Regions from separate parts of the Homo sapiens genome. Here region 1 is linked to region 2. A link is an interaction called in ENCODE POLR2A ChIA-PET data of the cell type or tissue named here. Cell type or tissue: CD4-positive, alpha-beta T cell. All regions are shown on one strand. Each heading gives the region's core, and the rest is flanking DNA. Links, peaks and the distances in the headings are about the cores only. Region 1 holds the start of LOC100128059 (a long non-coding RNA gene). Region 2 overlaps LCP2 (lymphocyte cytosolic protein 2).

Region 1 (16,913 bases), core at 4,857-12,856, 50 kb after region 2:
GTAACTTTGTTGCTCAGGTTGCACAGAGTTAGATTCTGTTGCTTGCAACCAAAACCCCAGCTCTTCCACATACATAGACCATTCTCCTTTAATTTGTCCAAACAGTCTCAAGGGGGAAGAGGAGGTAGGCTGGAGTAAGGAAGAGTCATGGACTGGGAGATGGGGAGGTCCCGGGCTTGGATTCTACTCAAGCAATGCCATCAGCTGGGTGTCCAACCTTGAGCCCCTTTTAAAGTTTCCTCATCTTTAAAAGGGACTGATAAAACTTAACATCCCACTTCACGTGCTTTTGCTGACACACGAAGTTGCTTGTGTTACATGTCTGTCCTGTGTCTGACATATCTGACATGGAGATGCTACAAGTTCATTTCCATCCCCCAGACAATTTCTAGATCTTCCTTTTAGTCTATGCTCGTCTCAGTGGCAGGTTAATTTTCAGTTCACTTCTCTTTGAAGCCTCAAGCAAAAGAAACAAATAATCTTTTTTTGTATTTTTAGTAGAGACGGGGCATACAAAAATTAGCCGGGTGTGGTGGCGTGTGCCGATAGTCCCAGTTACTCGGCGGCCTGAGGCAGGAGAATCGCTTGAACCTGGGAGGCAGAGGTTGTGGTGAGCTGGGATTGCGCCACTGCACTCCAGCCTGGGCAACAGAGCAAGACTTCGTCTCAAAAAAATAAAATAAATAAAATAAAAATAATTGGATATCAAGAATTTATTCTGAAAAGCTTTCACGGAATATCATCAGAGGGTGACGGTACATGTGATCTGCCAAACTAGGATATTTTTGGAAGTGGAAGGGATGCTGCTTGTGATATGTTGGGATGGCCGGCAGACTTTGGGGTTGCCCCTGGCAATGGAAACATATGGGATCCCCAGTCACAGAGTTCTCACCCCATTATACTGATGCCTTGGTCTGTTTTCCTCCTGCAGAGTTTCATCTGATCCACCAAAGCAGAATTTCCTACTCCTTGCTTGTGACAAATGGTGACTCTATTTGCATTTAGCAAAAAATTGGAATACTTTTCGTCACAGGCAGAAACTCCAAATGTAACTCAGGTGGGGATAGTTTGAGCACATGCCAATAGCTTATGTTCCCTGAGCCCAGCAACTTTTCATTCCCAGCTGTTTCATGAGGCCTCTTCAGAGCATTGCCTTATCCTGCCCTTACTGGAACTGGAGGGTCCACTTTATCTTTAAACCAAGGTGACTGCATAGGCTCATAGCTCTAAATTAAATGTGTGACTAGCCAGCAGAAGTGCCAGATTCTTACAAACAGACTTGCCCTGTTTCATCCCCCTCAGCCCTGCCATTGTTCTTTGCTATCTACTATAGCGTTTCAGGCCATCTCTTGTGCTCCCTGACGGCCAGGCTTGTGATTTAGGTAGTCTGTCCTAAACAACTGAAGGCCAGAATTTCACAAAACTGCAGTGTCCCCTTAAGGAGGGCCTTTGTTCCTGTTCTGGGGGCTTCCTGTGTGAACCTGGATTCTCCGAGGGACTCAAGTCCATTCTGGAGATTTGGCAGAATGATCCTCCCTGGTCTAGCTTTTCTTCCCAAGTCCAACCCCTCAAAAGTTTCAAACTGCAGATATTTTTTTCTTTCTAGAGACAGAACCTACAGGAATCAAGACGCAGACTCTGGAGTCAGAATAACATGTTTGAATCCCAACTCTGTTACACTCCTGCTGTGAGACCTTGTGCAACTTACTTCTCTGTCCCACAGTTGCCATGGGGGTATGGGAAAAGCTAAACAATAGCATGGATCTCATTGAGTGGTTGTGAGGATTCAGTGAAAGAGAATTAGAAGCATGGATCACAGCCCCTGGCACACTATAGATGGTGTCGTTGCTGGCAGTTTTCACTACTATGAACACGTCTGACTCATTCATCCCTCCCCAGGGACCAGCCCTGAGTAACAGTTGGTTCTCCACTGCTGTGCGTCCCTGGGTTGGAGATAACCTTGAGCTCCCCTCTCCTGTATCACATGTGGGTGTGCACCAGTGGCATGCAGTACTCTGTGATATTTCTGATGTAAACAGATAGCAAAAGTGTAGAGTTGGCTTTTCCTAATAGTTACAAGGAGGTGCTGCAAGCTCAAAGGCTGATAAGGCCAGGGGGAAATGCAAATGAATGAAGCACGTCTGATGGGATAACTGACCGCCTAATGCAACCTACTCTGGGCATTGTATGAGGGTGCAGTAAGGCAGGTGGGGCCTGGGGCAAACAGGGAGCAGCTCAATCCAAGATCATTGCTGCCATACTGTAATGGGGCACATTAGGCAAGAATTTGGGTCCTGTGTTGCCAGATCTTTGTTTAAGAAAAGGTAGAAAGCTAGATATTATGTTTTAAAAAAAATCAAAAAGAAAAATGTGGCAACTGTGGTAGGCAGAATATTGACCCCCCAGAGATGTCCACATCTTCATTTTCGAATCTGAATACGTTAAGTTACATGGAAAAGGGGAATTAAGGTTGCGGATGGATTCGAGGTTGCTAATCAGCTGGCCTTAAAATAGGGAGACAAGCCTAGAATATCTGGGTGGGTGCAGTGTAATCACAAGGGCCCTTAAAAGTGGAAGAGGGGAGGTGGGAGAAGGAAGCACCAGAGGAAGATATGACTATGGAAGCCAGGCACAGAGATGCAACATTGCTGATGTTAAAGATGAAGGCATGGAGCCACAAGCCAAGGTACGTGAGCGGCCTCTAGAACCGGGGAAAGCGAGGAAAGGGATTCTTTCCTGGAAACTTCAGAAAGCAACACGGCTTTTGACTTTAGCCCAGTGAGAATTGTTGCAGATTTTCGACCTCTGGAACTATAAGGTAATAAATTAGTGTTGTTTTAAAGTCACTAAATGTGTGGTAATTTGTTACAGCAGCAATAGAAAATGAATACATCACCTAACAACAAAAAAAAAAAGGACAAACCAACCACGTTTGTTGGCTGTAGAGCTGCTGAGAGCCTCTTGTGACTGAGAATCACTGAATGACAGGTACTATTTTTAAGGTGGAAGGACTTGAAAATCAGCACCCTGGACTCTATGACCTAGTCAGTGTCAGGGAGGGCCAAGATCACACAGCTGTGACTCATACTGGACAGGCCGAGTCCTAGAACAGCACACACACGGCTCTCCAGCCATTGAGGGAAGGCAAATGGAGGTGAAGTAATAGTGGTAAGTTCCTGCCAACGCAGAGTTCACGTCATAAGCACGTGAAACTTACGTAAACACAACTGCACGTGGCTGGAGGGAGAACGAAACAGGAGCTTAAGTAGTGTGGGCTGTTTTGCCTGCTGTTCTATTCAAGAAACAAAGGAATGCCCCAGGGTAAGCTCAAGAAGGCCAGCTGTAGGTGCTGCCTGTTGAGCTAAACCCTGTCCAAGCATAACTTCCTTCCAGACATGGGCGTACATGGTCCCGGGCCCTTTACCTGCCATTGCTGTCAACTCCATGGCCTGCTTCCCAGACGGATGCTCCTGTTTCACAAGCCAGCTGCATTTCTTTTTCTTTTCTCTTCCTTTTTCCTTATTATTATTATTATTATTTTTTTCTTTTTGGCACATGTAATTTTGGAAGCATCGTTCAGTTTCCCCAGGAAGCTCTGCACTGAGTGACGACAGGAACAAGTATGCCTTCATTGAGCACTGCCTATGTCACCGGTGTTCTGGGCCTTGGCGCCTGGATTGCTTTACACACACAGGGTGCTAATTAAGACTGTGGCATGCCTAGAGTTGAATCTCTGGTGAATGGAACCAGATACTTGTCATTGTGGAGGGACAAAGGCCTTTAAAGGGACTTAGTTCCAAAGTGGCAGCCCCTGGGTGTCTTCTAGCTAGGGGCTTTCCATTTGGTCCGCAGTGCTCCTCGCTGTTCCCACTCCCCCAAAATCACTTTGAAAGCATTTAGCTGGGACATCTTCTCTTCTGTTCAGCTTACCCTCAGTCCTCCCCATGATCTTGTATCACCCCGCTTCACTTAGCTACAGTTCCCGCCTAGCCCTTGAGAGAGAGTTTGAGTTTGTGAGAGTTTATCCTTATCCAAGTGCCACATTTAACTCAATTTACTTATTCATTCATTCATAATATATTTATTGAACACCTGCTATGTGCTAAAGAATGTAATGGGATTCAGGAGTGAACAAACATAAAGTCATCGATCTCATGGAGACTAATAATGATAATGTTATAATAATGGTGATGATGATGGTGATTAATGAGCATTGAGTATTTACTTTGTACCAGGGGTGTTTCCCTTACTGTAAAATGAGGAAACTAATGCATAGGCAAGTTTCATCCTTATGTGGCAGACAGAAATTAACAAAGGAGCAAATAAGAGGTGCGAGGGCTCTATGTACAATTTGGTAGCCACTAGCCTGGCTATTTAAATCTAAAGTCATGGAAATGCAATAAAATTCAAAATTCAGTTCCTTGGTCACACATATTTCAAATGCTCAACACTTACACATATCCAGTGGCAGTCACTTCGGGCAGTGCAGACACAGAACATTTTCATCATTGCAAAGTTCTACTGGGCAGCCCTGGTCTAGAGTGTTGTGGCTCATAATGGAAGCTCCAGGGTTTGAATCCTGATCTGACACTCACCAGATGGGAGACCTTGAGCAAATTTCTTAACCTCTCTCTATCTTGGGTTATTGATATATAAAATGTGGTCAATGGCAATACCAATCTCAAGGAGTTTGGGAGAAGATGAATTAATTCTAGGATGTTTAGAACAGTGTCCATCACATAATAAACATCTGATCCATTGATCATATCTACTATTATAAATATATAAAATGATGGGAGGTCATGATAAATGCTGTAAGGGAAAATAAAGCGAGGCGAGTGGTTGGATGTGACAGGGTCTTGCTTAGACGAAACAGTCAAGGGTGTCTTCTTGAGAGGGTGGCCTCTGAATAAAGTCAGGAAGCCAGACCTGTGGATAACTGGGGGAAGAACATCCAGGCAGAGGCCGTGAGCAAAGACCCCAAGGCTGGGTCTTGCTTGGCATGTCCCAGGTACAGCAGAGGCCAGTGTAGCTGGAAAGGAGCAAGTGAGGGAGAGAGGAGGCAGATGGGCTTGGAGAGATGCTAGAGGACCATGGTGAGGACTTGCACTGCATTGAATGTGGTGGGAGCACCTGGTGGGTTTTGAGCAGGGACGTGTTGGGGTCTGACTTATATTTTAGAGTCACCCTGGCTGGCCATGTGGGGCTAGAAGACCCCAGGGGAGGAGATGGAGGCTGGGAGGTCTGATAGAAGGCTGCTGCAGCCAGCAGGCCAGTGGAGACACCAAAAGAAGGGGCAGTGGGTAGGCTTTGCATTCAGGGCAGCTCTCACACTGGCTGTCCCCTCTGCCTGGAGCAGGCTTTGCCCAGATGTCCTCCTGGCTCACTCCCTCACCTCCTTATGTCTTGACTCAGAGGTCACCCTTCCAGATTAGACTGCCTGACCCCTTCTGTGCTTTCTGTTTTCTCCTTATTACAAATGAATCTGCACCATATTTCACTGATTGTGTTTGCTGCATGCATGAGGGCTCACATAAGGATGTGCTTTTTGTCCACTTTGTTCATTGCTGAATCACTAGCACTGACAGCTGTACCTGGCACAAACTGGGTGCTTAAGAAATATTCTTGAATCAAGGAATCAATAAATGAATGTTATAGAGAAAGCAGGAGAATAGATGATAATTGAGAAAACTGAAGCCCAGAGATGGGAAGTCACTGGCCCCATGTCACACAGCAGCAAATGCAGAACCGGTCCTGGAACTTCAGCCTCTCAGCCCCGGCCCTGTCCTCTCCTGTGCTTCTCACCACTTTATGTAAGTTTTTTCTTTATTTGTGGAGCTCTCAGCAGGCATTTTTCTCTCTGTGCTCAGTTGGCATTTTTCCCTTGAACCAGCTGTGTCTTCACTCTCTTCCCCATTTTCTCCAGAATATGTTCTTCTGTTTAACTGAATGTTCTCTTTTTCTGCAGGTCTGGCCCAACTGCAATATCCAGAGACTTTTCGGTGTCATATGAAAGAAAAGGAGCAGGAAGCCAAGATGCCCCACCTGGCTTCTACATCAGGGTGATCTGCATAGTAAGATGCAAAGACACTGACATATGCCTGGGGGTAACGAGGGCAGTGGGGGGAGGGAGCTAAGCCAAGATAAGCCTCCTCCCCACCAAACATAGGTGCTACTGAGCAATGATAGGGGGCATGCTGTCTGCTCTGGTACTTGCGTAGGGAATGCTCTGAGAAACCTCACTAAATCTGCCCTCTAGAGTAGAGCAACCTGGGAGCTCAGGCTTCCCTTTCCTCTGTGTGATGGGTTGGCGGTCCTTAGAGCCAGCCATTTCGTCCTGCTCCTTCTCTCCTCCCCTTCCTGACCAATAAAGATTGTGTGCTTCTGCCCAGTCAGCAGGGTGGGCTCTCACTCCATCCTGCCTCTGGTATGACAGCACAATTCCCCTCATTCTTTATAATCATTATAAAATAAAATAACTACCTTTTAGAATACTTATTTGATATGAGGCACTTTGCAAACCCACAGTCCTGCATATCCCATTTGACATATCAGGATGCTGGGCTTACAGGTTACCCCAGGGGTGGAGTTGGGCTCAATCCTAGGATTGTCTGCATCTGATTCTGAAGCTTGTTTTCTTTTCCCCTATACACAATCATTCATTCATTCATTCAGTAATTTTTAAATTGAGACATACTATGTACCAGCACCTGTTCTAAGCATTGGATTATGGTGATGAATGAGGCAGACAGGGTCCTTCCCACAAATAACTAACTCTATTCAAGCAGTGGGAGAAAAAGCAATGAATGGGAAATAAATGCACAAATCAAGTAATGTTGGATGGGACAACTGCTGTGGTCCCATTGAAACAAGCCCAGAGTGAGCCCAGTGTAGGGACTTCTTCATTGACTGGTTGGGAATTGAGTGACAATCGGTTGCTGCATGCTGATGGGTGCCAAATACAACCGTAAGGAAACACTCCCCTGGGAGGGAGGCGGGATCCAGGTTAGGAAAGAGCCTTGGATTGAGGCAGAGTGTCAGGAAGTGGGGAGGTACGCAGCTGACCTTGGAGAAAATCCCTGAGTGGTGCAGATCTCTTGAATCTCTGAGTGGCTCAGAGTCTTCCTGGAAATGCAGAAATCCCCATGCCACTTAGGGGCATCTTCATTCATCTCCAGCCCTCCTTTATTAAGTCATGTATACCATCTCCTCTCTTATGCTTAATGTCATGCCACTCTTCAATCCTTGTCCCTTCTTTCCCTCTGTGCCTGCTTGTGGTTTACTCCTGCTGACACCAAAGGCTGAGGAGGATGAAAGAACAATTCCAGCCCTGACAGACAGCAGTAGCAGCAACTACCTCTGGCTTCTCCTGGGGACTTTGCCAAGCCACACCTCTGTCTCTCCCTCCGCTGTCCCTCTGCAGCTGGTTCTTCCTCCCGCTGCACCCTCTCCACCCCTACCCACAGTCTCACACCCAGATTCTCCCTCTCTGCCCAGCCACCTTCAGATTGGAGGCTTGGTCAGACCTGACGCCTGGCTTTGAGTTTGCTTACCCTCCCTCCCCTGGGCTCCTGGATTCCAGATAGAATCTGGCTCTTCTCAGATTCTATCTGGTCAACTGACCAGGGTTCTGGGGCCCCACAATAGGACTCAGGGCCCTCAGACCCTATTGATCTGGTAAGTGACTGCAGAATCACCCTTATTCGTGAGCCACGAATGGAAGATTGCGAAAAGGCATCTTCCAGCATTATCCTGTTCCTTCTATGAGATTGTGCCAACGACCACTCCCTACTTCTCTTTTCTATCAATGCTGAGCATTATGTCCTTTGGAAAACTTCTCAGAACCTCCAAATATGGGTGAAGTGTCCCTCCTAAGTGCTTCCAGGGTGTGCTGTGCTTACCTTTCATATAGCACCATCTACACATGGCCATCTCGCTGCTCAGCTCTCCTACTAGAATATGGTCTCCTTGAAGGCAGGTCAGCGTGGTATCTCCATGATTAACAGGGTGCCTGGCACAAATGAATAAATGAGGCCGCTGCAGCCCTCCTGCCATGGACCCTGGGAAAGCAGAACACATGTTCATTTCCTTTTCTGACTCTCTAGGGCGTGAGAATCCTTCCAGATTGGGTGACTCTTCAACTTCCTCTTGGGGATCTGTAGGTGCAGCAAGGGTTGGAGAATCAGAAGCGCATGTGTTGAGAGCACCCTAGGATTGCTCAGTGACAAGCAGGGAAACCAGACTCCCTGTGACATCATCACTTTGGGGCATGCATGGCCTGGGGATTTCTGCATTTCCAGGAAGACTCTAAGACAGCCCTGTTTAGGATGTAGTGAATCACTAGCACTGTCTGGAGCTCTGAACTGCAGCAGAAGGCTGAGGTCTGTGAGACAGCCAGAAGAAGTGGGTGGGGGGAAGATGGTTTCATATAGATGCACCATCCAAATCCCTTCAAGTTGTCTGTGACCAACATTTCTTACTTTGAACAAAGTTATGGATTTTTTTCTACCTGTAAAAGTAAAACAGAGTCATCATGGAAACATAAATAAAATACAGGCAAGAAAAGGAATAATGAACATTAGACACTTAAAATGTTGGTATTTCCTTTCTTCAAGTAAAAAAATCTTTCTCACTGTCAAAATGAGAGTACCATCTTCATAGAATTCTTTATAACCTCTGTTAAAGGAAAACTTTAAATTTCCAAATTAAATTTAACAGAGTTTATTTGAGCAAAGAATGATTCACGAATCCACAGCACTCAGAACCAGAAGAGGTTCCGGGAGCCCAGGAGCATGAGCACTGAGCTTTTATAGGCTGAACATGGAAACAAAGCAGATAAATCACCTGATTGGCTACAGCTAGACATCTGTCTTATTTGGGCCTGGTGCGATGAATTGGTTGTCCGTGATTGGCTGAAACTCAGCTGTTTGTGATTGGCTGAAACCAGCTATTTGTTACCAAAAGTATTCTCCTAAGTTTCAGTTTGTTTATATACTAAGTTAGGGTGTAATTTGTTATGGAGGAATTCAAAGTGCGGAGGCTTCCTGCTTGTTTCATTTAATACCTCTTTGTGGTTTTTTAAATCCGTTTTCATATATGCAACATATTATGAATAGCTTTCCATGTGGCTGAATGTCATCTCAAAGCAGCTTTGAAACGGCTGCAGAGTGCTCCATGGTATGCAGGTACTAGAATTTATTTCAGTAATTCCCTATGGTTTAGATTGGTTCGAAATTTCATTATTATAACCCAGAAATGAGCATTCTTTTAGCTGACCCACTGCACACAGCCATGATTACTTCTTTAGGATAAATTGCCAGATGTCAGTTTGCTAGCTCAAGGATAGGAACTTCTGTAATTTTGCTACATCCCACTCCACTGTTCTCCACACAGTTTTCATTTTGGCTTCTGCCAGTTGGCCATGAGGGTATGTGTTGTCATTTTGTGACATTTCCTCGTGTCACAGCTGCCTTAGTGTCCTCTTAACCTGTTTTCCATGAAATGATGGATGGCAGGCCATGCAATTGGCTCCATTACCCACCTGAGAGAAGCCCCAGAGAAACCTCAATAAATCTGGCTCATACCAGGGGTGGCCAGTGTGAATATCAGTAGGACAGAACAATAAATGAAGAAATCCCATGCTGATCCTATTATACACAGCACAGAGATTAATAGACTCTGGGATCACACAGACCTTGATTTGAATACTGACCTTGACTTGGGCAAGATCTTGCTGAACCTCAGTTTTCTCAGCTGTGAAATGGAATCATACTGTCCCATCCTGATGAGGTTTAAATTGAATCGGGTGTCAAAAACTTATAGCATAGAGCAGGTACCCAGTGGGCCCTTGGGACACATTAGCCAGAATTGTTACTAAATAGGCACAATAATTTGAGCCAATGTAACAAACCTTTTGTTTAGTTGGGGTCCTTAAGAGACCTGTTAAACTGCTAAGAATGATTTCTAGCCAGTGTAACAATTGTGCCCAGGGGAAGAGATCCCCATATGAGTTAATTTCCTTAAATGTTTGCTATATTCTATGTTTCATAATTCAGTGTTTCTTAACATTCCCTGTGAAATTTTATTTGGTGTAACAGGGCTTATTTTCACAGAGCTTGTCCTACCAAGCCTTCTCTACGGCAAGGGAAAGGCAAACCCAGGCTTAGCCACCAGGGCAGAGGTTCCCTGGCTGGTGAGCTTAGGGAAAACACAAATCCTGGGGCTTCACTGAGTCCCCCTGGCTCAGATCTCCAGGCCACCCTGGGGATCCCAGGTGTCCGCACCATTAACAGACTCCTCAGGTAATTCTTAAGCTGGCTGGGCCTAAAACTGCAAACTGGTATTGGGCATGCCAGAAGGTAACCATAAATGGGCTATTTGGAGATTTCTAGGAAGAAGAATGACATTTTGTTTCATTCCATTCCATTTCATTTCATTCCATTAATACTAAAAATATTAACTAAAGCATCATTTCTACTATATATCCAGAAGAGAACATGGTCTTAGGTCTTTTAATAAATGAACTTCAGTTGCAAACTTTCTGCTGTGACGTTATATTTCTCTTTCCACCCTAGACCAGCCCCTAATGGGGCCATGAAGTCAGATTTTTGGTTCATGGTGTTGTCGGGGCAGCATAGCCCAGAATTCCACTTCCTTCCCTGAGGACACATTTATTCTGGTAGATGTGCTGTTTTCCATTTAAATGTCCTTTGGCAATAAAAGAGCTGGCTCCAACAGCAGACCACGGGGCTGGCTTTGTCGGCAGACACCACGTGTTCATGACTGGCAGCTTTGTCTGGAAGAGGGAGCTTTTAAAATGCAGTTCTATGCTGACTCTTTGGAGTCTTCCCAGGAAGATAACTGCTATTGCATTGCATGCTTAATTTAGAGCACCTATTTTTCCCTCTCCTTCAAGGTTTCTGTATATCTTCTCAGTTCATGAAATTAATTATTTGGGTACAATAATTGTACAAAGGCACTTTATCAGACACTTCGTATAAATTATTTCTCATTCTCAAGGCAACTTGGAAAGGTCAGTCTAGGGGTCAGCTGCTACTTTTGGTGATCAGGCATCACCCCCTCCTTCCTCTTAGTACGTTATGACAGTGGCAAGTGAGCATTACCTGTGGACCCCAAAGGAGTTCATTTCCTTAGAGCCAGCCATTCCTCAGTTAATCTGGTCTGTCAGACACTCTGTCCCAGGACACTGAGCCTTGAGCATGTGAAGGTGTGGGCTCTGCTGGGGGCTTGGCAGCCAGCACCTGTCTGTGTATCACCTGGCTCCTGCAGCGAGAACCTGCGGTGTGATTTCTGCAGCCTGGCCCTCTGAGATTCCATGGCTGCTGACCATTTTCCACTTTCCAAGACTGTTCACATTCCCAGCAATTCTGTGAGGCCCTGGCCTTCAAAGGTGTTCAATACATTCCTTTTTTTTTTTTTTTTTTTTTTTTGAGACAGAGTCTCACTCTGTCACCCAGCCTGGAGTGCAGTGGTGCCATTTCAGCTCACCGCAACCTCCACCTCTCGGGTTCAAGCAATTCTTCTGCCTCTGTCTCGCAAGTAGTTGGGATTACAGGCACACATTGCCACTTACGGCTTTTTTATCATTATTATTATTATTTATTTTTAGTAGAGATGCAGTTTTGCCATGTTGGCCAGGCTGGCCTTGAACTCCTGGTCTCAAGTGATTCACCCACCTCAGCCTCCCAAAGTGCTGGGTTTACAGGCGTGAGCCACTGTGCTGGGCCCCATTTGTTATTTAAGGGAGAGTCCGTTTCTGCTGTTTGTAACTAAGGACCTGTCTGATCTCTAGGAATTATTGACCCCAGTTTTCAGATAAAGAAGTTAAGCTTGAGGTTAGAGCTTTTGAGCAAAAACTCCTCTCCTAGAGAACTCAAGTATCCAGGAATACTCGGTCAAGGCTGGGCTGGACCAGGTCTGTAATCCTGATATTCAGAAAAGGGATGATTTCTCCTCTTTGGTTTGGTTTTCTCACTGAGGCCTGCACACCAGTTTATTTCCTGACTTGTGCATTCAACATGGGCAAATCCAGGTCAACAAAGACTGGCAGCTTATTCCTGAGTACAGTTCCACCAGGTATGGCACACAAAGTGATATGAGTTAGAACACAGATGGATATAGATGTTTTACAAATGTAAGTTTGCATAACACACACACACACATTGCTATGTGTTAGAAAAATACAATAAGCTCATCTAATTTATTATTTCATGTGTCTTATTGCTCAGAAAGAGGAAAAGATTTTATTGAAGTTGAGAAAAGAAATTGAATTAAAATAATATACTAAATAAACAAAAGTAACTGTGGCTCATCTTAGTTGGGCCAAAACCAGGATGGTGATGAATGGAGGTCTGAAATGGGAGAGTCCCCGCAGAGTAGGAAGAACCCTGAGGATAGTCTCAGCAGATTATGGCTCCAGATGTGTCAATGTAAAGGACGCATCTTCTTGGTACCATCTCTTTGGTTGAGATGAATCATCTTTAGGCTTTCACTTGCTATTGGTTGTCCATCCTTTATCTGCAAATATGAGTGAAACCAAGCCTGGGCGAGGGAGATAGGCTCTTTGCCCAGTGTCTAACGGGCAAGTGATGGGGGCAAGCTGAGTTTTTTCTGATTATTGAGAGGGAAGTCCTGGGAAGCCCACAATATATAAAATCAAGAGTTATGGTGAATGTTAACCCAAAGGCATAGGCAAGAGTGTGTTTCCAGGTGAAGCATTCCCTCCAGGAGTTGGAGAGGTTCAGATCAGAGTCACCTTTCTGTCTGTTCACTGTTTGCTTCCAGCGTTCAATAAGGTGGGAAAACTCCTTATTGCCCACCTACCGGGTGCCAGACACTGCTCCGAACTGGCACTGCAGGGTGGACAAGTGCCTAGTGTCTGTCCTCCAAAGCAAGAGAGATGGGTAATCTGTCCCATTTAGTTCTCTGGTGTGGATGCAATGGTACTGGTTAGCATATGAGCCAAAAGAGCAGGGGATGATCCTGACCTTACTGTGTGTGCAGAGTAAATGGGTTTGCAGAAGTAATGGTGGGGCGTGCGGGGGTTAGGGAGGCCTTACTTAAGCCAAGCAGGGATTTGCAAGCCTTCCCCATTTACTAGCTATTTGTTCTTTGGAGAAATTACATAATTTAACCATGCTTTTGTCTCCTTATCTGTAAATGGGAATAATAAGATCTTCATAGACTAAATTAGATAACCTATTACAAAGGAAAGGGCTCAATAATATCCCATTGAATGTATATACCATGCTTTCTTTATTCATCCATCAGTGGACATTTAGGTTGCTTCCACCTCTTGGCTGTTGTGAATAATGACACGGGAGTGCAGGTTATTCAGCCTTAAAAAAGAAAGAAATCCAGTCGTGGGCGACAACATGGATGAACCTTGAGGATATTATGCTAAGGAAATAAGCCAGTCACAGGACAAATACTGCATGATTCCATATATAGGAGGTACTTGCAGTAGTCAAGCTCATACAAGCAGAAAGCAGAATGGTGGTTGCCAGGAGCTGGGGAGGGAGAAAGGGGAGTTACTGTTCAATGGGTTCAGAGTTTCAGTTACACAGGATGAAAAAGTTCCACAGATCTGCTAGACAACGAAGTCCCTACAGCCAACAACACTGTCCCGTACGGTCAAAAATTTGTTAAGAAGTAGATCGTATGCTATGACCTTTTCACAATAAAGAAGAGAAAGAGCTTGAGCAGGCATGAATAGGTATACTTGTAGTAAATGTATAAAAACATAGGAGGAGGGCTGCCTTCCAATTTTTGGCAAGCATTCTTCTTCCAGAAGGGGAAGGAGAGTAATGGAATTGGGAAGGGAAAGACTCTGATGCATCTATAAATTTTATTTCTTAAAACAAAAGGGATCTGAAGCAAATGGCAAAATGTTGCCTTTGTTGAATCAGAATAAGGTATACATTGGGATTTACCACCTTTATTATGTTTGAAATATTTAATAATAACAATCAAGAATAAGACAGTGCTCAGCAAAGCAGCTTGGCATAGAGAAGGGTTCAAAATGTGGCGACTGAATAATGCAAACTAAAACACAGAGCCTGTGAAGAAGTCCAGAGCTAGAGAGAAAGTGCAGGCTTCTAGGAAAGCTCAGGCATCCGTGAGGCTGGAGTGGGTATGTGGGATCACAAACTGAGGTTGCGGAAGAAAGCCAGGGCCAGATCACAAATAGCTCCCATAAGCTGAGGCGCACCCTGCTAAGGCTAGCTTTAAGCCTGAAGCCTCACACCGTTGGTCTAGCATGGAATAAAATGAAGTCTCAGCTCCAAAGCCCATGTTACCATCAGGGGAGTCAAACGTGGCTCCAAGTCCACACAGCCCTATCACCTGGGAGGCTCCCTACAAGAAAGGCTCTGCCAGATGCCAGTGAGTCTGTGTTCCCTCTCTCTCTCTGTCTTCCTGCACATCACCTAGGAATGGCCAAGACTGGCCCTCCTTGGATAAGGAAGTAGAAAGCAATTGCTTTGATTAAATGAGCGAGGACACATAACAAGATTTTGTTACGTGTGTAATTTGAAGGCTTGAAGAAAAAAGCTGCCTTGCTTTGCATAGGGATTACTGGGGAAGCAAGAAGGTCTGTGGTTCTGCATGTGAGGTGGTAGATTCCAGAACCAGTGCCATCCCAAAGCCTCTGGGTCAGCTGTGAAGCAGCTGGGTCTGCGAACTCAAACAACGGTCACTCAGGACTCTAACAGTTTCCCAAAACACAACCGAGAAGGGTCACAATCCTGTCAGTTGAAGCAGAGGTTGGCGCCCAGCACTGCCTCTCAGGTTGGAGCCTCAGGGACAGCTTTGAAGCACTGTCAGCACTCCACCCACTTGAACCTGCCCTTCTCTGAGAGGTGGCAACCTCCGTGCTCCTGCCACAACCTTCTGTTTCCTGCTCCTGCTGTGCTCCACAATCACAACTGAGATGGGGGCTTGGGGCCCTGTGGCTGTGGTCCACTAGACTTCCAGTTCTCTGCAGCCTTACCCTCAAGAGGGGACAGGAAAATGCCTTGTCCCTAAGGTCTGTGGTCATTTTGATTGGAAGTTTCCTCCACCAAGAGAGAAGACTTTGAAAGAGCTTTTTGGGAAAAGGCCTGAGTTAGTAGATCTGTTAACAATTTCCCCCTGAATAACACAGGGAGTGGGTGTCTCTTCTCCTGAAGATAACTCCAGATCCTGACACCTGTGACTGTTACATATGTTGGGGATTGTATTCACATTGTAAGCTGCCATAATAAATTGTCACAAATTTAAGTTGTAGCTTAGAACAACTGCTCCACTCTCACATTTTTGGAGACTAGAAGCCTGAAATCAAGGTGTTGATCATGGCGGATCACACTTTCTCTGCAGGCTCTAGGGAAGAACCCTCCCTTGCCTGCTCCTAGCTTCTAGGGATTACCTTCAATCTCAGGCATTCCTTGGCTGGCAGGTGCACGACTCCAGTCTCTTCCTCTGTCTTCAAATGACCTCCTTCCCTGCATGTCTCTGTGACTCTGTATCTTAAAATCACCTTCTCCATATAGGCACACCAGCCATTGGAGTAAGGGCCCAGCCTAATCCAATATAACTTCAACTTAACTTGATTATATCTACAAAGACTCCATTTCCCAATAAGGATACATTCACAGGTGCTGGCGGGGGCATGAATTTTTGGAGGACACCATTTAACCCACTATAGGGACTTCTGGCTATTGGACACGGCAAGCCAAGGACAGCTTTCATGCAGCTGCTCACATCCCCTAGCTTTATTGAAAAAGGACCAACTCTACTGGTCTTCCCTTCAAGACACTTATAAACTTTATGGGGCCCCTGAGCATATCATGGATAGGGGAACTCTGAAAACTGTTGCAGAGAACAGACTTAAACTCTACTCTGTCCTGTGGGATTAGAAGATGTTGAGGAGCAGGGTATGACTAGTGCATTTGTGTCCTGGAGACAGATTGGAGCACATTACTATACCTAAAACTGAGCAGCGGAACTCGCTTTAATTATAAAAATTGATTCATCCTCCACTTCTTCCTGAGTATGTGACTACACAGCAAGTGATGACATGTCCAGTCTTATATGAGGGTAGGAAGAGCTTTGTGATGATGATCCAAAGTTGAACAGGACGCAGTTTCTGACCTCAAGGATTTAAAGTATAGTGAAGTGAAGGAAAGTAGTCAGTCCAAGTGTTCACCAGTGGAATCTGAGCAGGATGTGAAGTTTCAATGTCACTTGGTTAAAGGGAATTCCTTGCCTTAGACTTAGCCAACTTAGGAATACAGGGTAACTTTCTTACCCTGATTAAGAGTAACCAGACAAAAAATGCATACCTGACCCTTCACACTTAATGGTGAAAGAGTAAATGCCTTCCACCAGAGATTGGGACTAAGGGAAAGATGCCTGGTTTTACCATTCCTATTCAGCATCATACTGGGAAGTCCTCACCAGTGCAATAAGGTAAGAAAAAGAAGAGACATCCAGATTTAAAAGGAAGAATAAAAGAGTTCTTGTTCATTGACAATGTAATGGTCTACATAGAGAATCCCAAGGAATTCATTTTTTGGAAAGTCCTAGAAATAATAAATGAATATAGCAACATCAATGCATATAAGGTCAACATACAAAAATAAATTGTGTTTCAACTTAGGCATGAACAGTTGTAAACTGGTATTAAAAATAAAAATACCATTTCAAAAAGCTTCCAAGAAATGAAATGCTTAGGGAAAAATCTAACAAAACGTGTAGGATCTATATGCTGAAAACTACAAAACATTGATGAAAGATCCCCCAGAAGACCTAAGTAAATTGAGAGACATACTGTATAGACAAGCTGATTCTAAAGGTTTGCTTTTGCAAAGGACTTAGAGTAGCCAAAACAATTTTGGGGGAAACAAAGGGTAAAC
Region 2 (14,764 bases), core at 692-8,691:
TCAGCTGGAAACCTTATAAATTTCAGAAATGATTTACAAGTTTTGTTTTATGAAAGTCAAAATTTTATGCTATCTCATTCATTGGCAGTTACTGATTCTTTACCCACGTGTGTTAGAAGACATAAATGTGAGAAATGTTTCCATCAAACCATGCATGCAATTTTACATTTTGTGATACAATTAAATAATCTGCACTGTTACACATGAATTTAGTCTTCTTCGGTAATCTAACCAAGTAATCCATTTTACGATAGTTATGCAGTATGCCAATTGACATAAGTCTACTTAATACTAATTTAAGACTTATAATTGATTCTATGGGGTTCCTGTACTAAACAATTCCACTTGAATGCCTGAGCAGGAAAATGAAAGAATGAGTTATAGGCTGTAAGAATGTGTTTCCGAACATACCATCATCTTCATCCTGGGAAGGGGAAGAAAAAAAAAGATATTAAGCTATCATCAAAATACAATTCTTAAAATAAAAACTGCATTTCTCAATCAAATAAATCAAATAGGTATCTGTTTCTTTCTCTGGCAGTTATACATCTTCATAATAAATATACTGTGGAGAATAATAGAAGTTGCTAAGTGTTTTACAATTTCTTAATACAAACAGTCATCTAAGGGCATTCCAGTATGAGACTCTCCTCATATACTCAGCATGAAATAGATTCTGAGGTGCCTAAAAGGGCCCAAAGATGTAATAATATTGACAATATCTACAATGTGTCCAAAAGATTCATACACAAGATTTCATTCAGTTCCCCTAGTGACCCCCCAAAAATTTAACATCCTCATTTTACAAAAGCATGATGCTGAGGAAGCTTCCTTAGCTTGCCAGGAGTTGCAGAGATGGATTCAACCCCAAATATGTCTGACCAAAGCTCAGTCTTCTTTTTGGCTCTCTTTTGCAATGGCCACTCTTCTTAAGATCAATAAGACCATATTTATACGGTGGCTTACAAGGTTCATCTACAACCCTCACCATTTTTATCTTCAGAGCAACCTTGGGAAATTAGACAAGGGAGGGGCTATTTTCTCTTCCACTCAGATAAGAAATGAGGTTCAAAGAGAAAAAATGATGTTGCCACCAACTAGTAGACCAAAAGGGCCAGCTTGAACTTGTTTGGTTAGGCCAGATCTGTAATGATGAAACAGCATCTTTCTCAAAGTGTTGTTAGAAGGATTAAATTAGCTACTACTTGTGTCTGGCTTATGTTAAGTGCTCTTTAATAAAAGTTTGCCATCATCAATCCTATCACACACTGAGAGAAGGCGAAAAAGGCCACAGTCAAAATCATTCATCCCAGTTGGCCAACTGGGAGTCCCAGCAAAGAGCTGCATAAATAAACACACATGGGCTCATAAACCCCACACAACAAAATCACTTTTCAATACTTTTGCAAGTATATTCCCTCTGGTTCCAGAAAACACAACTCCCAGATTCTCATGAGCACAAGTGTCAATCCTTCCAGAGACAGGGAACCTGGAATGTGATGTTATCCTCACTGTCCAGCCTTACCTCTGCCTTGTTCCTATCTCTGCAGCCAAGCCACTGTTCTCACTGTCCCTGCAGCCTCCGTGGGCACTGGTATCCACCTGCTCAGGACACTCCTGAGGGGAATCCCCATGGGCTTTCTTTAAGAATGACTCTATTCTGTGTCCTCCCTATCATTGAATGACCAGCATAAATCTCACCTCCTCTAGGAAGTCACTGCTGGCTCCTTGAGCCACATGGCACACTTTCTTCCCTCAGCCCCACAGAGCATCCCGTGATTGCATGCTGTCTGGCATGAGGGGTTGTGAGTGTGCCTGCCTCCATAAGATCTCAGCACTTCATCGGAACAAGCACAGCATCTAGCACAGAGCTGCAAAAATAGCAGGCGCTTTTGGGCTGAGCCCTTGAATGACAGCAGGGGTCTGATGGCCTTCAGAGGGCTTATGGTGTAGAGAAACTCAGCAGATCTGGGTTCAGATCCTGGCTCTTTATAAGCATGCAATTTGCAAAGAGTATCTTATTCCTTCTGAGCCTCAATTTCCTCTCCGTAAAAGAGAAAAGATGTTTCCTTATGGGTTCATTATACTCATATGTAAAGCGAGAAATACTCAACTATCCTGGTTTTCCTAGGATGGAGATAGTTCTTGGGACAGGGGACTTTTCAGTGCTAAAACTGACAGCATCCCTCGCAAACAGGGACAACTGGTCATATTTAACTGGCATGGCAATGTGCATATGGTAAGCATTCAAGAAATGCTATTTCCCCTCTTTTTCAGGTTGTGGAAGTATTGAAAAGGAAAACAGTAGCCTTGGAAATTTAGGCATGGTCCAAACTTCTGGCCTTCCCTTACTTTATCCTCTTTTTCTCCTTGTGCCCTGTAATTACCGGCCCCTGGTAATGGAGCTGCAATTAAGCCAGCCACTCTGGGAGCTCTTAGAGGGACATGAGCTAAACAACACAGCATGATGGGCTCCAGACAATGACCAAGGCCCAAAGACAGAGGCACCAGCCCTTAAGAGACGAGACCCCTGGGTGCAGGACCTGCTCCAGGTTCTGGGCCAAGGCCAAGGTGGATGGAGTCCCAACCTCCTAAGAGCCTATGCTTCTTTTCCCTGTATCAAGCACTTACAAACTGACATTTTGTACTTACATTCTCTCTTCTGTCTGGTCCCCATCCATGCCTGAAATGAATTAGGGCAAATAAAAAGAACTGAGCATGAAGAGTTTCAAAGAGCCAGCCTTAGAATACAGTTTTGCTTCATTGAATAATGAGAAATCGAACCCACTGAGCCTAGGGAAGATGGGAAGCAACAGACCCCCACAGAGCAGGGGAGAGGGGGTGGAAGGGAGATCTGGTTACTCCATGTTCTGCCATCATTGCAAGCTGAGCTAGGCAAACCTTTGTTCTGCATAACTAATGCAGCAAATAATTATGTGTGTGTGTGTGTGTGTATATATATATATATACACACTCTATATGTATATGTACACACACACTATATGTATATACACACACACACACACACACATGTGGTTTAGTCAGCAAACTAACTCTTTAGTAGCTATTAAATTTTACTGAGCTGTTGTTTTTCCCAAGAAATGAAAACATTTTAGGTAATATTCTCCCTTGCTCTTGCTTTAAAACAGCCCTCTCAGGGCCCACCTTGGTGTAAAGAGAAGACAATTAGAAAATGTTGCTGCTTTGGGACTATTCCAAAGGGGGCTTGGTACACTTTGCCCAGATGAATGAGCTAGTCAAACAGACTTGGGGACAGCTGCCTTAGGGCTGCGACAGGCATCTGCACTGCCTGGGCCGTATAATGTCCTCTCTGGGGAGAAGGGGAAGAGCTGGACAATTTGTTGAACACCTCCTGTGTGTCAGACGCTTCACACATCATCATCTCATTCTGTGTTTATTTAAAATTTTGGAATTTTGTTCCTTATGAGTTTGCTGCATTTATTTTGATTTTTTAAAAACATTACTCTAAAATGTTATCAAACTCCATTACTGAGGAGGTTTTTTGGCACACTTTAGCCCTGGTCCTAATTTAATCCTCACAACAGCCAAGCAAGGGTGATAGTTATGACCCCTGATTCACAAATGAGATGGAAGCTTTGGTTGTATTCTTTGCAAGTAGCAAGGTTGGCCTTAACCCCAGGTACATGCGCGCCATTTGGTAAATAGGCTGAAAACTACTTCACAGCAAAGTTAAAAATACTAAGGCAGAGCTCAGTATTCTGCAATTATCAAATGTGGTTGAGCAGTAAGGAAGACACTTGCGGTGACCTGAAAAACCTCCCCCAACCATTTCCTGTCTGCTACCTGTATTGAAAAATAAAATGGTGAGTACAGTTCCTATGCACTGTGAAGGCTTTGCTATAACGAGGTTGGAAAACTCAATGAAATATTTGACTGGAATCTCTAAAAACAGCAGTCACCCCTTACTCTTGATTAGATGTCACTCTACTCATTTCTCAGTAGAGTCCATTTCCTTCAAAGAGACCCTGATCCTTCATAGCCAACCTGTGAAGCCTGAACATCCCTCAAGCCACAGCAAGAAAAGGCCCACCCTGCCCGGGAGCACCGAGGAGCCTCGGTTCCCACTGCAGAGTCAGCACAGGGCAGCCTGTCTGCCGGCCACTGTGAGTGACAAGCTCAAGCAACACCAGACAATTACTTTGGCACAGGTGGCTTCTTCCCTGGCAGGGGGCTGCTCCTTTCATGTCTTTCCGTGGTCGGTGGTAAAGGAGGCTTTTGAATCTTGGGTAAATGCTCCCCGAGTGACCTGTGGAGTTCAGGAAAAGGATGTGTAAGAAACAAACTTTGCCGAGGCAGAGTTCTACAGAACGTCCCATGTACCCTCATGTAGATGCAACAGTCTTACCTTCCCGCTGGAATCGAGGGCTGCAAGACAGGAGGAAAAATGTATGAGTGTCCAAGCACTTTTCAAAGAATAAGGACAAGATGTGAAACAAACAAACACAACCAAAAAACAAGTTCACAGCTTACCTTGTCAGAAAATGGTGGTTTCTTTCCTGTAAATGACAGAGAGCAGATGGGCCATGAGTTCAGAACTTCATAAGCATGAGGTTTAAAAACACAGTTTGATGAAACTATGAGTCTGAACCCTCTTGGGGGTTGATGGGGTTTAAGCATTAAAGAATCAGAAACTTCAGACTAGGAAGGGTCCGTTAGAGACCACCAAATTTTATAAGCTCAGAGAAATTAAATGGCTTGACCATTTAATTTGAAGGTCACACAGCTTTGTGTACATACAAGTAGTGTTGTGGATTCTGTGCTTTTTTTAAATAAAATCACATTTTCTTTTATATAACTGATGATCAAAAGGATTAATGTTTCCTTGGGATTTTATGCCTCTTTAATTGGCCAAAGTATTTCTTCTGCAGCCTAAGTTTTATTTTTATATCTGAAATAAATCCACTTGCCACGGAGAGGGTAACTTTTATCCAATTCTGTGAAACACTTGATATTAAATGAAGCACTCCACTTAGTTTCTGAAGAAACTTTTCACTTGGGGAGAGCATTTCAGGAGACTCTCCTGGTATGCTGCAAATCTTTTTTGTCTGCTTGTTTTTAGTTAGTATTGTTTGTTTTGCTTTTCTTCTAGAACGGATGATATTCAGGCTCCCTGAAGAAATGCCAGGTGTACTTGATAATTGTGCATCACAAAGTTATTCAAAGTAATTTAATTTGTATTCTATCTAAAGTCCCCTAGAATAAATATGCCCTTTGTCTTCAATGTGATGAAAATATTACTAACAAAATTCAACCAGGTCTAGAAGCAAATCCCACATGACCAAGAACAAGTTATTTAAGGTTTTTGAATCCCAATGTTATCATCTCAAAATGAAGATTATAGACTAAAACTCTATAGGTTTGCCATAAGAATTGGGTGACAATTTGCATGCAGGATCAGGCACTTGATTGTGAAAGTTGGTCATACAAATTGGGAATTTTATCACCTCCAAGGAAAACAGAGTCGAGAAGCCAGAGGGAAAAGCACTCAGGACACATAACATTGCTCCAGAAATGTGATTCTATGTGAGGTTGGCTGTTGTAACCTGAAACCAGTTTCATCTAGTAGTTGCTGAAATAATCTGCTGCAACTCGAAGATTAATTTTGCCCTCTGCCATTGCTCACCAATCAAAACTTGCCAGCCCCCAGAACCGATGAACTTTCTCAAGGAGCGATATTGTAACACTTCTCCTTTTTATAAAACCTCCAATCTTCTTTTTGTTCTTCAGACATACTGAAGACCCTGAAGACCAATTGCCCCAAATTGCAATTCTTTCTTCCTAAATAAAACAAATTTAGAGATTTTCTTCTACGTTTTTATTTTGACTTTGATATGGTCCATGTGGGCTGACAATTGTTAGTTAACTCGCCTTTCTTTCCCTTCCTTCCACACCCAGGCACAGTTAGTGCCCTATGGCGAATGGTGATATTATCTCCCTGGAGTTGTATTTTCACAACGTGATTTATTCTTTAAGGACCAAGTACATGCCAGGCCCATGATAAGAATATTGCCTCACTGTGAAGAGCTTACTGACACTGAGTGTGGTGGCTCATGCCTGCTGGGAGGCCAAGACAGGAGAATCACTTGAGGCCAGGAGTTCAAGATCAGCCTGGTGAACACAGGGAAATCCCAGTCTCTACAGTATATTTAAAAATTAGCCAGGCATGGGGACATGCACCTGTAACCTCAGCCCCTTGGGAGGCTGGAGAAGAAGGATTGCTTGACCCGAGGAGTTTGAGGCCGTAACGAGCTATGATGCTGTCACTGCACTCCAGCCTAGGTGACAGAGTGAGACCCTGACTCAAAAAAAACTAAAAATAAAAAAATAAAAATAAAAAGGAGCTTGCTGGTAATGGGGAGAGTTTTGACGGTATAAAAGATGCTTATAAAAGTTTGGTTTGGGGTGGAACCTCTACTTTAGAGGGGCACCCAGGAAACTTAAATTTATATTCTTTGGCCTGAATAAGTATTTCAAAATTTGCCTTTTTTTTTTTTTTTTTTTTTTTTTTTGAGACAGAGTCTCGCTCTGTCGCCCAGGCTGGAGTGCAGTGGCATGATCTCAGCTCACTGCAAGCTCTGCCTCCCAGGTTCACGCCATTCTCCTGCCTCAGCCTCTTGAGTAGCTGGGACTGCAGGTGCCCACCACCATGCCTGGTTAATTTTTTGTATTTTTAATAGAGACGGGGTTTCACCGTGTTAGCCAGGATGGTCTCCATCTCCTGACGTTGTGATCTGCCCGCCTCAGCCTCCCAAAGTGCTGGGATTACAGGCATGAGCCACCATGCCCAGCAAAATTTGCCAATTTTTGCATATTCTCTGAGCATGTTAAAAGTCTCAGGTGGGGTGTAAACATTTTAAGAAGACAGTAATCCTTCCAAAACATCACAGAAAACGGACTAATTCAAGGGTAAAACAGAAATTGTCAGAAAAGTGTGTCATTTAAAAATGCTTTTAAATATAGAAAAAAAGAATATTTTAAAAGAATAACTTTTGTGTCAGGAGGTGATTGCGAAGGATTTGATGTCAGTGTTCCACTTTTCTGATGTCTCGGCTCGTGGTAGTGAGCAGGGTTGGAATCTGAAGTCAAATCTATCTTCATTTCCATGTAATTATACAGCTCTCTACAGCAGACAATTCCAAGCCAAACCAGCCAGCACAGCTTTGCATGACACAGCAGAGCTGTGATGTAGTTCGGGGAAAGAGCAGCGAGCAGCAGCCTCATATCCAAGAACTGAAAGTCATTTTGTTGACAGACAAAAAGGGATTGAGGCCACAGAAAGCTAAATGCCTTGCTCAGAGCATAGCCAAGAAAGGGGTGGGGGCAGCTGGGATTCTGGGCTCCTTTCCGTTCAGTTGCAGAGTTCCTTCCTCAGACTCATGTAGTTCACAGCAAGTTAAAACCCAGGGTCCTCAACTGCAGCCTGATATGGTGGAAAAGAGCCCCCACTTAGAAGTCAGAAAGACAAGTGTTCGAATTTAGGCAAATTTAGGCAAATTATTCAACTTCTTTGACCCTTAATTTTATCATCTGAGAAGTGAGGTTAAAAATGCACCTCCTTTGTTGAGTTGCTGTGAGGATTAGAGATACTGTAGGTGTATTTGTGGTAGGTAGAGCACTTGCCCCATAGCAGTTGCTCAATAAATGGTAGCTAAGAATTGAATTGAAAATAGCTGCACGTGAAGGTAACTGCAATCCAAGAATATTCTGCGTAAATTGTGAAGAAAAAGCACTGTGGTATACCCAATGTTTGGTCAATTGCATACCTAAAACAAAAACATCCCTGACATTTGAATAGCACCTTAGGGATTTATAAAGCATTTTCTATGTACAGAACATCCACCTTACAGATTAGGAGACTGAGCTCTGAAAAACTAACATCCCTGTGGTCTGTGAGCTATTAAGTAGCAGGCAAGGCAGCAGACAACAGCTCCCCCAACCCTTTTGTCTCAATTCAGGTCCTCTCTCTGTACCCTAAAGCCTCTTGGCTGAAGGACAATGGGATTTGTATACACAGATCATCCACATCACATAGAGAAGCAGCACAGCCCCCAGAAGCTGCAAGCAGGAGCTTTCTAATGAGGCTGATATGGGCTTTGGTCGCTACTCCCAACACTTGGTAGCTGTGTGATCTTGGGAAGGTACCTCTTTGTGTCTCCGTTTCCTTATCTGTAAAATGAGGATGATTCTACTAGTCTCCACTTCCTAGTATTGTGGCCATAGTTAAATGAGATGGTACATGTGAAACGTATGCAGGAAGCACTTTATAACAGCTTATCATTATTACTATGCATTAAATGTGAATCATACCCACCTAGTGTGAAGGGTTCTCTATCAAACGGAGCTAATGAACGATCTAGGGGAGGTTTCGTGCTTCTGTCTATTGAAGGAGCAGGGACTGGAAGGGGAAAAGGCTGACATCAATTAAAAGAAGAAAGCAGTCGGCTGGGGGTTGGGCGGGGCTAGGGGAGTGCCTGGTGGGAACAGGGCAAGAGAGAGCAGCCCTTGTACTCACGCTTTGCCGTTTTGTGGTTTCTGCTTCTGCTGGGTTCTTCGTGGTTGGTCTGGGGTGGGGGCAGTGGCTGCATAAAGATCCAAACGTTAGGAAGCACTTCCAATACATCAGCAAGAGCCGGCACTCCCAAAACCTGTCTGGATCTGCTCACTTTTCCTCATCTTCATGTTCTGCCTACAAACATCCATGTCCATTTCTTCACTGAACTACCGCAGTAGCCTCCTATCTGAGCTCCCTGTTCTAGACTCTGCCACGCAAGCTCTTTTCTGCAGGCAGCAGAGTGAGCATGTCACTTTCCTGCTAAGCCTCCTATCACATTAGAAACAAAATTGAAACTCGTTAATGTCCTGCGAGGCCCTGCCTGAGCTGGCCCATGTCTGCCCTCTCAACTCTTTCCTGTGATCCCTTCTCAGTACTCATGGGGTCCCTACCATAGAATCTTCTTGCAGTTCCTGGAAAATCTCAAGGTTATGCCCTCTTTGGCATCCCTACACTTGTTTCCTTCTGCCTAGAACGTTCTTCTCCCGGCTCTTCCCACAACTGGCTCATTCTGTCCCAGGTCCTTGTCACCTCCCCCCCCCATACCGTCATGTTACCTGGTCTTCCGTCCCCCGAACCACACATAACTACTCAAATGATCTCTTTCAGACATCTGTCTACCGTCTGATAACTAGCCCTAGTTGAGTTTTATGAAAGCAGGGACCTTATTTATCTTGTTCACACTTTATCCCCAACGCCTAGAACTCTGCTTGGCACATAGTAGCTGCTCAGACAATATTTGCTGATTAAATAAGTGAATCCTGCATCTCAAAAGAAGGTCTTCAAATCTCAAAAGCAATATACATCTGTAGATAAACTTGTGAAGGGAACACATTCCTAACTATCAAGTCCTTAGTCTGAGCTTCTCAGGGTCACTCTGGGAACTTATCAGATTCACAAGGACCGGGCTGTATGCTCGAAGAAGGAGAAAACGGGGTTTGCTACCTCTGTCTCCTCCGGTCTGAAGGCTCCTGTCCTTGGAATTTCAGGTGTCGGCCAGAAGGTGGCGCAAGTCTTTTTGCAGGAGAGAGGAAGGCTCGGTACCCAGGCAACACCAGTAGGTGCCACGGACTTAATTCGGTTCTCTTTGGGTTTATTTTACAGTTTTCACTTCTCTCAAATAGTGGGAAGTAAATAAAAACCACCAGTATTTTACCCCAAAAAAGAAACACGTGTGAATGCTTGGGTTTGCCTTTCCCCAGCCGAGGGAAAAGATTATAATCTTTTCTTACAAAATTAGAATGAGATAAAGATGTTTATAGTTTTATTTTTCTCTCTGGCGGAGGAAATAACTGCAGTGGACACCAAGTACTGTAAAAGAACGGGAGGAGGCCTACCGAGTGATTCCGGCCGGCTGGTGGGGGCGGGAGGGCGGCCATCGGTCTCTGGGGGGGCACAGGAGGCTGCTGGGGGGTTTTCCCAGAGGGGGGCCGGTCTGTGGAAACACAAGGTTATTAAAGTGAAAGGGGAGTATCGGCCAAGCTCAGGGGTCTCCAGGAACAGATATGCAGCTCGGGGCACCGGGGGTGCATGATCCTTGACCCCCAGGCCCACATGAGCCCCAGCCACGGGGAGACCCAGCCTGGATCTCACCCACCCCTCCCTGCCCATTTTTTCTGTCCTAGTTTGTGTCACTCTCCTTATACACAGGCTCAGCTTTCTTTGCATTTCACAGGAATAGGTATTTATCAGAGATTTTGCCAATCAAGAAAGGCCTCTTTGTAACCAGCTCAGCCAGAACTGGAAGGGAGGATTTTCAGACAATTTTGTAAGAAGTAAACATACGCATACCTCTGTATGCAGACACACAGATATACACATGTGCACACATGCATGCACACACATGCATATATATGCACACACCTGCATACACAGAGACACGAGTGCACACAGACACACACACATGCCAAAAATCTCACAGGCACACCCAGCTGCCTGTGCAGGGTGAAGTCAGCTCTCACTGCCATAGGGATCTTGTTCTGTCTGCCCTTCCTTCCCCTCTCCAGTGTCCTGGGCTATCTCCTCCCTGACACTTCCTCATTTTGCTCATCTCTTCCCATAAAGGGAGGAGCTGATCACCAACTTCTGTTACCAGACCACAGACTCTTAAGTGGAAGCTAGATTTGCCTCGAGCAGAAACTCACATTATCTGGGCAGAAACTCACATTATCCACATCTCCACGGAAGTGTCCCTAGGCCAGGTTGACAGGCTGGCAATTTCCTACCCCTTTGACAGGGAAAGGCCAGGACAAGACCATCAAGCAAGAGGGGTGAGTGGGTAGGGCCTCCTTACGCTTTGTGCCCTGGGTGCCTCTCTTGCCCGACTCTAGTCCCAGCCTTGGGGAGGTGCAGCTCTTCCACAGGGAAAAGGGTAGGAGCAAGGCCCAGCCTGATCTAATTCCACCCTGCTCCACCCGCACTGGCCATCTCTCAGCTTCTCTAATAGGCCATGCTCCTTTGAGCCTCAGGGCCTTTGCACAGCCATTTCTACTGCTCCAAATGTTCTTCCCTTACCACATCCATTTCCACTTGGCCAACTTGTATTTATCCTTTAACCTTGGTTTAATATCACAGCTTAAAGATACACCCTCAGGCAAACGCTCCAGCCTCATCTGTGCTTGTCTTCGTGCCTCTGTATCACGGTTTCACCAAGTAACCTCATGGCTCATTTGTTGGAGGGTGCGTCACCTGCCAGACTGTCAGTCCCTTGGCGAGGGCTGTCTTATTCACTCTGTATCTTAATGACTGGCACACACAAGGCACTCAACAACTGACTCATCCATTGCTTTTCCGGACCTCCACTTCCCTGTATATGAAACAGACTTGATCATGGTTGTCCTTATTACACAGATGTTTAAAAACCACCATGAGATATTGAGACAGCATTTTGTGAAAGGGCTTTAAAATGGAAATGGGTTATACCGCATAAAGGATTAAATGGTATTCGTTTTTTGTGGTACTGACCTTCAATTTTCAGCGTACTCTCTGAAAGTATATTATTTAAGAATATATTTGTTTATTTTCTGTCAACACCACTACTAGAATGTAAGCCCCAGGAGGCAGGGGCTATTTCTTCTTTCCTGATCATTTCTAAGCACTGAGAATGGGGCCTGGGCTCCCAGCAGATCAACAATGTTTGTTGAATGAATGGAGAGAGAAGTGGGCTAAAAGGACAGATAGACAATAAAAATCGTAAACACCATCTAATATTTTTTAAAGTTATAGTCAAACCCTACTCAATATCTTCATGTTTATTCTAGCATAATAATGCCATGTAACTATAATTTGGTCAAAAGATGGGGAGGAACAGGAAAGTACTCTTGGAGTACCTGAGTAAACTGCAGAATGAGTTGAAACTGCCAAATAGCCTTAGGTGGTAGTTCAATGCTGATATCAGCCACCATAGGCAAGAATTGGTTGCAGTCTTAGTAGTCCTCACAGGAAACCTATGTGGTCTGTACATTTATTATCCTATTTCACAGATGAGGAAATTGAGGCCCAGAGAGACAGAGTTACTTGTACAAAGCCACATAGCTGTTAAGAAGCCGAGCAGATATCGAGACCCAGAGCTTTCTGCTACATGGGCAAGCTGGGGCATCAGCCTTCCATGCAGCAGTGGCGAGCTTGCCTTTGGGCTGCTCGGGCCAGAAAATCCGGAAACGGGCCCTTACCGATGTACATGGAGTTGGAGTTGGGGAAAGGCTTGGCAGGCAGGATGGAGTTCTGCAGAGCTTCCTCGTCATTGGAGGGTGGCGGCTCATAATCCGCGTCATCTTCCACGGGTGCCTCTTCCTCCTCATTGGGGGACTCATAGTCTCCATCATCCTCCCCATCCTGGTCATCATTGGGACTTTCATAATCGTCTTCTTCCTGCCCACACAGTGATAGGGACAGTGCAGTTTGTAGAGGCTCTGTGGCCCTCGATGTGCCTGTGCCTACTCTCTCCCTGCCAAGCCTCACAACAGTATAACCCGGGACCAGGCAGCCTGAAGATGGTTACTCCCATTTTACAGATGAGGAATCTGAGGTCAGGGAGCACTGTACCACAGGGGCAGCAAGTCATGGACTTGAGACCTTGGTGAAGGTCTTCGGACCACCTTTTTACACAACACCTTTCTGCACAACAGAGAGAGAAGAAAGGGGAAGGATGCTGGAATAGAAGGTACCGGAATAGGCTCTGTCTTGAGTAAACACATTTTTTGCTCCAGGCATCACCATGAGAAAGACTAAAGGCCTGGAGCATTTGTGATGATACTAGTTAATTGCCATTTCTGTTCAAGGGTGCCTGTGCTCAAAAAATGTCCTCTCATTATAACCTGGTGCAGCGTTGAAGGCCCGGCTAAGGGGAAAAACAGATAAACAAAGCCTGTTAAGTGGAAGGCAGATTAAGTTGTGTCGAGGAGGGGACCGTCAGAGGCTGTGCTGTTCTTTTTGCTGAAAGTTGAGTGTATCAACACATCCATTATTCATGAAATCTGACACTGAGTTTGAAGCTGTTCTCTTGGAAAGAATCTCTAAATTTTAGATTTTTTATTGTATTTTATTTTTGCTTCTTCTTGGATCTCAGGGAAAGTAAGCCCGAGGTGCTGGATGCTTGCCTTTGAAGCAGTCCATGAAGGTGAATGAGCATCAGAATGACCTCCCAAGCAAAGGCGGCACCATCAGCAGCAGTGATGAGCGCTCATCATGGTCATGCCAAAGTCCAGGGGGTGAGTCAATGAGCCCAGACCTCAACACTCAAGGGCAGTGTGGGAAAAAGCAATGGGAAGTGGCCACTTTTTGAGGAAAGAAATGTTCCAGTGTCCTAGAAATCCTGACAGCTTTGGGTGGCCTCAGGCAGACTGTCTTTACGTTGTTCTGTTGAGAGAGTCCTGTGTTTGTTTTTGACTTGAGGAATATTAAAAACATCAACAACAGAGGGGCAAAGTGAGCATTGGGTGCCTTCCCAACTCCAAAAAAAGACTTTGTCCTGCCCTGTCAGGGTTCTTATAACTTTAGGAGCAGGTGGGCAGAGCCCCAGAGGAATGCTGCTTCAGATCAAGAGCCTCAGCATGGAGGTCCGCAGGCACGTGGCCTCCCTCCAGGCTGCTGACCCTTTCCTCACCCTGTCTACCCTAGGCCCATCATTCCTGACTTTACACCAGCTCTTTACCCCATCAACCTTTCTCAAATGACAGAATTTTCCTCTCTGCTTCTAGAACAATTATTTTCTCCCAATCATTTGGCTCCTAAATTTGTATGCATGATGTTGTTGCTAATTATATTCTGCCATATGTGTGTTAAAGTAAATTAAAATGGAGACCAGGCCTGAAGAATCCCTGAGCAGACAAAACCAGTTGGGCCTCATCAGTGACCTAAACCTTACTTGATTTGCAGCATAAGCAAAAGTTAACTTGGGCTATTTCTTGTAAATGCCTGTATTAAAGAAAAACAGAACTTAAGCCCAACCAATCAGAAGTAGCCAGCCAACTCATAATTATATAACTAGGAGCTTTCCAGCAAGATAGACTAAATGAGATCGGTTATAACTGTAACCCATCAAATATTTTCTTTTTTTTTTTTTTTTTTTTTTTTTTTTTTTGAGATGGAGTCTCTCTCTGTCACCAGGCTGGAGTAGTGCAATGGTGCAATCTCGGCTTACTGCAACCTCCACCTCCCGGGTTCAAGCAATTCTCCTGCCTCAGCCGCCCAAGTAGCTGGGACTACAGGCACGCACCACCACGCCCAGCTAATTTTTGTATTTTTTAGTAGAGATGGGGTTTCACCATGTTGACCAGGATGGTCTCGATCTCTTGATCTTGTGATCTGCCCGCCTTGGCCTCCCAAAGTGTTGGGATTACAAGTGTAAGCCACCGCACCCGGTTCAAATATTTTCTTTGTATTACATCTACATTCACTTTATAAATGCTTGTCCCTCATCCTTCTTCAGCAAAGCCTCCTTCTGGTTTGGTGCTGCCTGATTCATGAATCACTGTTTGCTCAAATAAACTCCTTAAAAAAAAAAAAAAATTGCATTGTGCCTCAGTTTACCTTTTTAAAATGGGGTATCCATACTGTAAAATGCTTATGATTGGGTCCTTTATCTCCACTCATTTCCCAGTATGCCCTTGCAAAGAGCTGGGCACATAACGGAGCTGCCAAGCTCTATAGCCACTAGTGAATGGAAGCCCT

Evidence for each region. ChIA-PET counts read pairs that join two places held together with the same protein. Peaks named below come from ENCODE experiments on the same cell type or tissue, not always from the same donor. Only the 100,000 strongest peaks of a DNase experiment are listed, where the experiment ranks them.
Region 1: POLR2A ChIA-PET joins it to region 2 with 14 read pairs; 11 of 35 experiments call an interaction of 5 or more read pairs at or near these places.

What each region holds. Positions count from the first base shown.
Region 1 is chr5:170,304,638-170,321,550 of GRCh38, forward strand. LOC100128059 (a long non-coding RNA gene) reads right to left here and starts at 8,079. Exons shown (of 2, transcript NR_147701.1): 1 at 7,902-8,079; 2 at 4,064-6,067. RefSeq lists an enhancer at 7,999-8,048. In CD4-positive, alpha-beta T cell, for the core only: no CTCF peak of the experiment used is centred there; DNase peaks (open chromatin) are centred at 8,264 and 8,884; H3K4me3 peaks cover 525 bases; H3K27ac peaks cover 2,107 bases.
Region 2 is chr5:170,258,455-170,273,218 of GRCh38, forward strand. LCP2 (lymphocyte cytosolic protein 2) reads right to left here. Exons shown (of 21, transcript NM_005565.5): 7 at 12,265-12,463; 8 at 9,931-10,028; 9 at 8,555-8,621; 10 at 8,354-8,437; 11 at 4,513-4,538; 12 at 4,388-4,407; 13 at 4,181-4,288; 14 at 2,653-2,683; 15 at 412-424. Among named protein-coding and RNA genes, the nearest start is that of LCP2, 32 kb to the right of the region's middle. In CD4-positive, alpha-beta T cell, for the core only: no CTCF peak of the experiment used is centred there; DNase peaks (open chromatin) are centred at 3,777 and 8,517; H3K4me3 peaks cover 589 bases; H3K27ac peaks cover 2,822 bases.